Regions from separate parts of the Mus musculus genome. Here region 2 is linked to region 1. A link is a contact called in ENCODE Hi-C or POLR2A ChIA-PET data. All regions are on one chromosome and are shown on one strand. Each heading gives the region's core, a stretch centred on a gene start or an enhancer-like site at or near the end of the contact. The rest is flanking DNA. Distances are from core to core; before and after follow the strand shown. Region 1 holds the start of Zfyve16 (zinc finger, FYVE domain containing 16). Region 2 overlaps Serinc5 (serine incorporator 5).

Region 1 (3,684 bases), core at 509-3,008:
AACCTGGAATACAGAGAGGATTCTGAGATAAAGATTTGTAAATCAGTAATGCACCACTGTGAATGGAAGCGACCTAGGAAAAGATACAGAAGAATATAGAAGCCTGACATGAAACAACTAATGATCCCTAAACCTGTGTGCATAAAGCTATGACCTGGGTTACACATACTTCTGTAGAACTATCCAATACACAACGCTGAAAGAAAGAAAATCACAAAACTCTGTACAACATAAATCCATTTTCCACAAAAATTGTTAAAATAGTATTAGCAAGGGGGAAAATACGGAGGAACAAGTACTAAACTAAATCTAGTGTAGGGATTATGTAAGCCTTTCAAAGCTAAATTATGTCTCTCTACATTTTACTTAAAAAGAGAAAAGGAGATAATTTTATTATTTTCCTTAAAAATGATATAAAATATTCTAACAATATAAAAATAATAAAAATATATTAGAAGGCAGTTGGACACTAGACTGTAAGGGGTATAAAATTGTGAAAGACAGTAATATGATCATGAAGAAAATGTTCAATGTACATTAGAATTAGAATTTAAAAACAACCAAGATTTTTTAATATAATAAAGTATTTGCTTCATTGTATGACTATTTTTAAGTGAATATGTGAAGAAAAAAAAGAATTTCCAGAGTTTTAATTTTCAAAATGGTAAATATTCTGCATTAACAATTACATTTTCTTGAATATTTTTCAATTGTCATTATCTTCAACCATATAGGATACTATGTGTAATTGGCATTATGACTGGGGACAAAAAAATTAGTTTTATTTGTAAGGTAGCTACTTCAAAAGATTGTTTTTGCTCATATTATTATGTGTATAGTAAAAAAATGTAATGGGTATATGTGTACAGCTTTTAAAAACATGGGAAAGGTGAGCAACACTCTTATCATTTTAAGTTTAAAATGCAACAGGGGCCAAAAAAAAAAAAAAAAAAAAAAAAAAAGGACAAAGAAAAATGTCAAAATGGTAAGCGGCTGGTTACTTTTGCACGGTGGAATGGTGACTAGCTCATTCCTAATTCCCTCCTCTAATTTTTAAATAGCTTGCCACTAAATGTGTAGTTTAATATCAAAGAGAAGGGGGAAAAAAGAAGTTATGTGAAAAATCGGACAGACACGATCAAACCACTAAACTTTTGCCAACTCGAGAAATGCCAAACTCAGCCGAGTAAGTGACGGAACCGGATGACATCACCAACTTATTCTTTGAATTAAAAGATGAAGTTAATATTTAAATTTACGGGCTGGTTTTCTGACATGGCTAACCAAGAACATGAGTCTGGAATGTAACAAATTGCAATCACGGTCGCACAAACAGGTTAACTGTTAAAAGTTAAGGTCATCTCTTCAGAGGCACCAAAGACAGCGAGCGAACACTGAGGCATCAGTGAAACGGAGGAGGCGGCGACAACAGGCGCCGCGGGGACTCGCGGGATCCAGTGCGGCCCGACCCGGCCCAGCCCAGCCCGCGATGGGGTCGGGTATCTCGGCCGCACAGAGCCCAGGGTGGCAGGCGGGTCCCGGAGGAAGGCGAGGCCGGGCCGTCGCAGCCTAGCGAGTCCGAGGCCGCCCCGCCCCTCCGCCCGCAGTACGCTGAGGAGAGGCCGGTGGCGGCTCCGAGGCTCTTACCTCCCCACACCCCGCCGAGCTCTCGGGGACTCGACGCGACGCCGCAGTGAGGCGTGAAGAGTAACCCGGCCACGACACCCAGGACAGCGCGACGCCAGCCTAGAGCTCGTCCCCAGCCGACCTAGCAGAGAAGGGCGCAGGCGCAGAGAATGCTTCCCGCTGCCACGCCCCCTCCGGGAGGCTTGATCTATGCGCATGCGCGCTGCTCGGGTCCGAGCCAGTCCACGCGGGCGCGCCGGAAGTGGCCAGGCGACTCCGTTGGGATCCTGCGCTCGGACGCTGTTCCAAGGACGCTCTTCTGCTGGCCTCAGGAGGTGACTAGTGCCACAGCTCAGCTGACCCGGCACTCCGGTTTGCACCAGCCAAATCCAGCGGCCGACACTGTATCTCACCTCCGGGCAGCTCCTAAATGCCGGTCCTTGGGTGAGCGGATTGGCCGACGCCGCCCTGCACTTCTGGCTGTACTTCTGCATTTCCAACCCTCTGTAGCCTCCAGAGCGGCTGCTGTCTAAAACCAGAAGCCAGCTACCCTCTCGGAAGGAGATGCCCGATGCCTCGCGCGCGCTCTCTGCTTCGGCCTTCGCATTTTCACCACGAGTTTTCTAAAATTCAAAGAGAGCGAAGAGAAAATTAGTATCCGGACCAGCTTGGGGACTGCTGGCTCGCCTAGGCTTTCGAGAGATTACAAGCGTTATCGCTGCTGTGATTTGTACTCAAGAGACTTCACAGTCAGAGCTCAGGTCCTCAATTCAGTAATTGGCAACTGTAGTTTATCTTTCAGAGATTCTGCATCTCTACTTCTGGTTCCCCTTCTAAACTCTGATTTTTGCCAAGAGCAAAACTTTTGGTTGTGTAAGGTGACTGGCCTGTTCTTTGACAGACAATGCAAAAGAGATGCTTCGCTTACATTAGCTAATTAATCTTAAGAATAATTCCACAAGGGCTGGAGAGATGGCTCAGCCGTTAAAGGCTAGTCTCACAACCAAAAATATAAGAATAATTCTACAAAGTACAGTGTGTATTTTCACTTTTATACGTTGGACACTGTCACAGATAAAATGGGGCCGTCGTCTTTTTGGAACCTCAATTCAGAAGCAGTGGCTTGTGCATACAAATTAGGGGCAAAAGTATATAGTACAATGTAAGGACAAATAAGAGTTATTTTAAATGAACAAAACAACATTTTAAAGTATATGCAAATCAGTTCACAAAATAGCATGTCTACCACATTTTATTGATGTTCAAACTTAATATAGCAGAAACAGTGTATTCTCCATAAATCTGTTTTACCAATTTGCTTAATTTATAGATGAATTCATTGGTGAGAATAGTGTGGATACTCTCATATCCTGGTGTGGATATAAGTTAACACAAATTCACATATAAAGTAGGACTTTTGAAAGAACCTGCTTAGTAGCCAGGTACAGTAGCCCAAATTCCCTCCCCAGGAACACCTGTAAGGAGAAGCAAGGTAAAGACAGAACTTCCAGAAGGAAAGACAGAAACCAATGGGGACCTGAGAGGGAGAGCAGTCTGTCTGTCTTTCTTGCCTCACTCCTATTCTTGAAGTATGTTCTTGATATTGAAACTATGAATCCAGTCCCCTATTTCCTCCTTCTTTTTTCACTACCTGAATTTGAATTCTAGTTCTGCCACTCATTAGCTTTGTTACTGAAAGCTAGACACTCTCTTAGTAAGAGTATGATACGAATAATGTGTAACCTGAGATATCCACATAGCACAATTGAATCACTGATGATCCTATTGGCTCAGTCCTTTTCATGAATTGTTGGATTCTATTCATGTTGGTATGTTTTATGGTTTGTGTATGCTCAGCTCAGGGAGTGGCACGATTAGAAAGTTTGGCCCTATTGGAGTAGGTGTGGCCTTGCTGGAGTAGGTGTGTCAATGTGAGTGTGGGCATTTAACATCCTCAATCTAGCTGCCTAGAAGTCAGTCTTCCACTAGCAGCCTTCAGATGAAGATGTAGAACTCTCAGCTCCGCCTGCATCACTTCTGCCTAGATGCTGCCATGTC
Region 2 (3,684 bases), core at 298-2,797, 100 kb after region 1:
GCCCCTTTTTTCCCTTGAGTTTCATGATAGCTGACCTGGGCTAGCTGACAAACGGCTGAAGGCTGGGTCTTTGCTGGCAGAGCAGAGTGCAGAGTGCTTGGGAGGCTGGGGAGCCACTAGTATAGAGGAAATGGAAAACAGGTTCTGACTAATCTCTGAGCTAAAGAGATAAACTCATACCCCTACCCCAGTGCTTGCTCCCTGACTGGTGTTTTCCATGTAAACATTGACAGTAGATTTCCCATAGAGGGTGTCAGGCAGTGAGTAGACTATGAGTCGCATCAACTTCACTTAGTACTTGCCCAAGTGTTTTAATATAATCATCCTTAAAATCTCAGTGGAGGTAAGACAGTGATTCTGATGGCATGGCTACTTGTAGTCTGAGCTGTATAAGACAGATAGACAGACAGACAGACAGATACACACACACACACACACACACACACACACACACGCACGCACGCATGCACGCACGCACGCACGCATAGTCTTGCTATGTAGCCCTGGTTGGCCCATGTTGTCAGTTTGAATAAGAATGGTCCTCATAGGCTTATATATTTGAATGCTAAGTCAACAGGGAGTGGCACTATTTGAAAAGATTAGAAGGATTAGGAAGTGTGCCTTGTTGGAGTAGGTGTGGCTTTGATGGAGGAAGTGTGTCACTGGGGGTGGGGTTTGAGGTTTCAGAAGACCAAGCCAGGTCCAATGTTGTCTCAGGATGTAGCTCTCAGCTATTGCTTCAGTGCCATGCATGCCACCATTCTTAGCCATGATGACAGTGGACCAAGCCTCTGAAACTGTAAGCAAGCCACCAGTTAAATGCTTTCTTTCATAAAAGTTGCCATGATCATGATGTCTCTTCACTGCAATAGAACAGTAACTAAGATAGCCTGTTACTTGCTGTTAGCTCAGACTGGCTATGAACTTGTAGCCATCCTCCTGGCTCTCCTTTTTAGTGCTGGGATGACAGAAATTCTTTTCCCTCCCAGACAGGATCTTACCTATAGCTGAGGCTGGCCTGGAACTGTGTATTTGCAGAGTAGCTGGCCTTGAACTCACTGTAGTCTTCTTGCTTCAGCTTCTCAAATCCTGGAATTACAGGTGTTCACCCCTATACTAAGAAAGGCAGGCTGCTGTGCTGTCACCCCAGGGCAGACAGCTGTGCTGGTAAATTTTCATTTCATATTGCTGTTTGTCAGTGGAGTTCAGTGTTTTGATTGAGTGTTGAGAGCAGTATTATTGGTCAAATTACTAAACTAGGCCACTGTAATTGTCCTCAAATTCTAGGCTTTCTAAGTGATCAGAAGGGACCCTCTGCAGCCCTAGTAAAAGAGCATTGTAAAACCTTACCTACAGTGTCTAGTTTATATATTAATGATTATTTTATTTTCTTATGAATGATAATTTTAAATGATTTTTACAGTATAACCTGCAAATCAGGGTAGTAGTCAGTGTACGCGTAGGAAATTCAATCCGTGGTTTGGTCTGCTTATGTAAAGCATCTGTCAGCATCTTAAGGGAGGAGGCTTTTGCTCTAGGCCTTTCTTCTGTAGTTTGCCTTGAGATTAAAGTTGCTGAAGTGTTTGGAAAGCAGCTGCTGCGGAAAAACTTAGTTGGACTGGGCTTGTATCACAGAGTAAGTTTTAAGCACTGTGGTTTGAAGTCATGTTCCAGTAGGAATAAGTGACTAGATAGCATTCTTTGCTCCTCACGAAACCGTGTCTAGTCAAGAGAGAAGTAGGACAAGCGCATATACAACCTCGAGCCGTGTTTATGAGAAGACGAAGAGCCGAAGGAAAACTGGACTTCTGTTTACACAACATTTTTATAGACTGACTAATTGCATTTTGAAACAAAGCTTGTAGAGTCTTGGTGGAATTCTCCCCAGCTTTTTGTTCTTGGACTCTGTTGTACTTTAATGGAGGGCTAGCTCTCACAGTTGGCTCTGATCTTGGTTCACAGGAACCAAGGAGGAATTTGGTCTTTTGTTCCTGACTTCATGCTCTGATGTACAGTGGTGTGCCCAGAAACAACGGCAGTGCTTTGTAACCATAGTAATGAAACTTGTCTGACTTGGATTCTGTATCCATGGCTTTGCTAGTGTTGTGTAAGGACCCTGGAGCACTTTTGACTTAACTCCATTGCCTTGCTGTTTTTGTTTTAGAGCTGACAGAATCCTTAAAGCAGTTTGTCTGCTGGAGTATCTTCACTGGCTATCTAGGATAATATACATGAAAGGCTTATCCGCTTAGCCACTTAGCCACAACTTGTGAATCAGTGCTTAGCTTCTTAGGGTGACATCCCTCCTAAGGTGGCCTTCTTCGCAGCTTGTGGAGAGTTACACACCTCAGCTTTGGAGCCTTTGCTCTCTGGGAAAGGAGAGATAGATGGGCTTGTGTAGGGTCTTCAGAGTAGAGGGATCTGATAGGACCATGCAAAGTAAATCGGTCTACATGAGAGGGGGTGAGGGCTCATGAGATGGCTCACAAACCAGGTGACCTGAGTTCATTTCCTGGGACCTATCTGGTTGGAGGAGAGAACTGACTCCTGCAAGTGGTCCTGGAACCTCCGCATGCGTATTGCTTCCCCACTCCTATACACATAAAAGCCTACACATCTCATTGAGCGCTGTACTGTTAGAGCAGCCGATACGAAGCTGTGGAGTATCACGTTGGAGTTTACACTTTTCATTATCAAATTTATTTTTATGTACTTATCTACCACCAAACTCAAAAACTAGCCAAACAGTCCAGGCTGTCCTGGAACTCACTCTGTAGCCTAGGTTGGCCTCAGATTTACAACTCTATTGCCTTAGTGTTATGAGGACTCTATGCCAAAAACAGATACGTGGTGTCTTTTTACCATGGTAGAATTCATTAAAAACAAATGCACACAGTAAGTCAGTTTCTTTGACTGCAGTTTATGGAGTAGTCCTGTTTAGACCATTGGGCCTGCCTGCCTGCCCCAGGACCTCCTACAGCAGAGGCCACAACGGGAAGTGGATATTTGTTACCATCCACATATTCACTGTCAAGTTTCTAATGAGGAGTCTGGGAAATGCAACAGAATTTGACAGATTTTTCAGCATTGGGAAATACAATTGGCCATGGAGGGGCACGTGGGAGCTGGAATGTAGAGGTCACAAGCTAGGAGCATACACGGATAGGATGTAAGGGCACAGTTGCATGTGGGGGAGAAGGCACTGCAGGAGGCAGGTACTGAGGGGTGAAGATAGGGAGGTGGGAAGAGCCGAGTATTACCCTGTCTGAGAGCAAAGCCTGCTGATTTTTCTCCTGTCTTCTGAATATTTGCCCTCCTCTAGGATCTGGGGAGATGGATCTGTAGTAAAGAGCACTCACTCTTCCGAAAATCCTGAGCTTGGTTCCCTGCACTGCATCAGCTGCCTTATGGCTGCCTGTAACTCCAGCTCCGGGGAGATCTGTGGCCTCTTGTGCCTGCACACAAAGACAAGTGCCCCACCCATCTTTTTTTCATTAAAGGAAAGAATCTCTTCTATTAGTTTATGGTTCTAAATGTGAGGTTGCTTTATGTATGTGTATCATGTGTGCATGTGTGTGTGTAATTTGTAGGACAACCTGCTAGCTTTGTTTTTCTTCTTCCTCTGTGTGGATTCCAAGGATTGAACAGAGATGGCCCATGCAAGAGATCAGTATAATGAGCTTT

Evidence for each region. A loop is a pair of places that touch in the nucleus more often than their neighbours do. ChIA-PET counts read pairs that join two places held with the same protein, here RNA polymerase II (POLR2A).
Region 2: a map of T-helper 17 cell shows a loop between it and region 1 (2.8-fold over the local background). The contact joins the enhancer-like site here to the promoter of Zfyve16 in region 1. A Hi-C loop is called at or near these places in 1 of 37 maps with a recorded cell type or tissue (T-helper 17 cell). POLR2A ChIA-PET finds 5 or more read pairs at or near these places in 1 of 5 experiments (Patski).

Annotation. Positions count from the first base shown.
Region 1 is chr13:92,529,052-92,532,735 of GRCm38, forward strand. It overlaps Zfyve16 (zinc finger, FYVE domain containing 16), which reads right to left and starts at 1,759. Exons shown (of 18, transcript NM_173392.4): 1 at 1,648-1,759.
Region 2 is chr13:92,629,685-92,633,368 of GRCm38, forward strand. All of the region lies in intron 1 of Serinc5 (serine incorporator 5), which reads left to right. Among named protein-coding and RNA genes, the nearest start is that of Serinc5, 20 kb to the left of the region's middle. Within about 2 kb of position 1,548, at least 1 of the 3 ENCODE cell types and tissues checked has a DNase peak (open chromatin) inside an H3K27ac peak, as active enhancers do.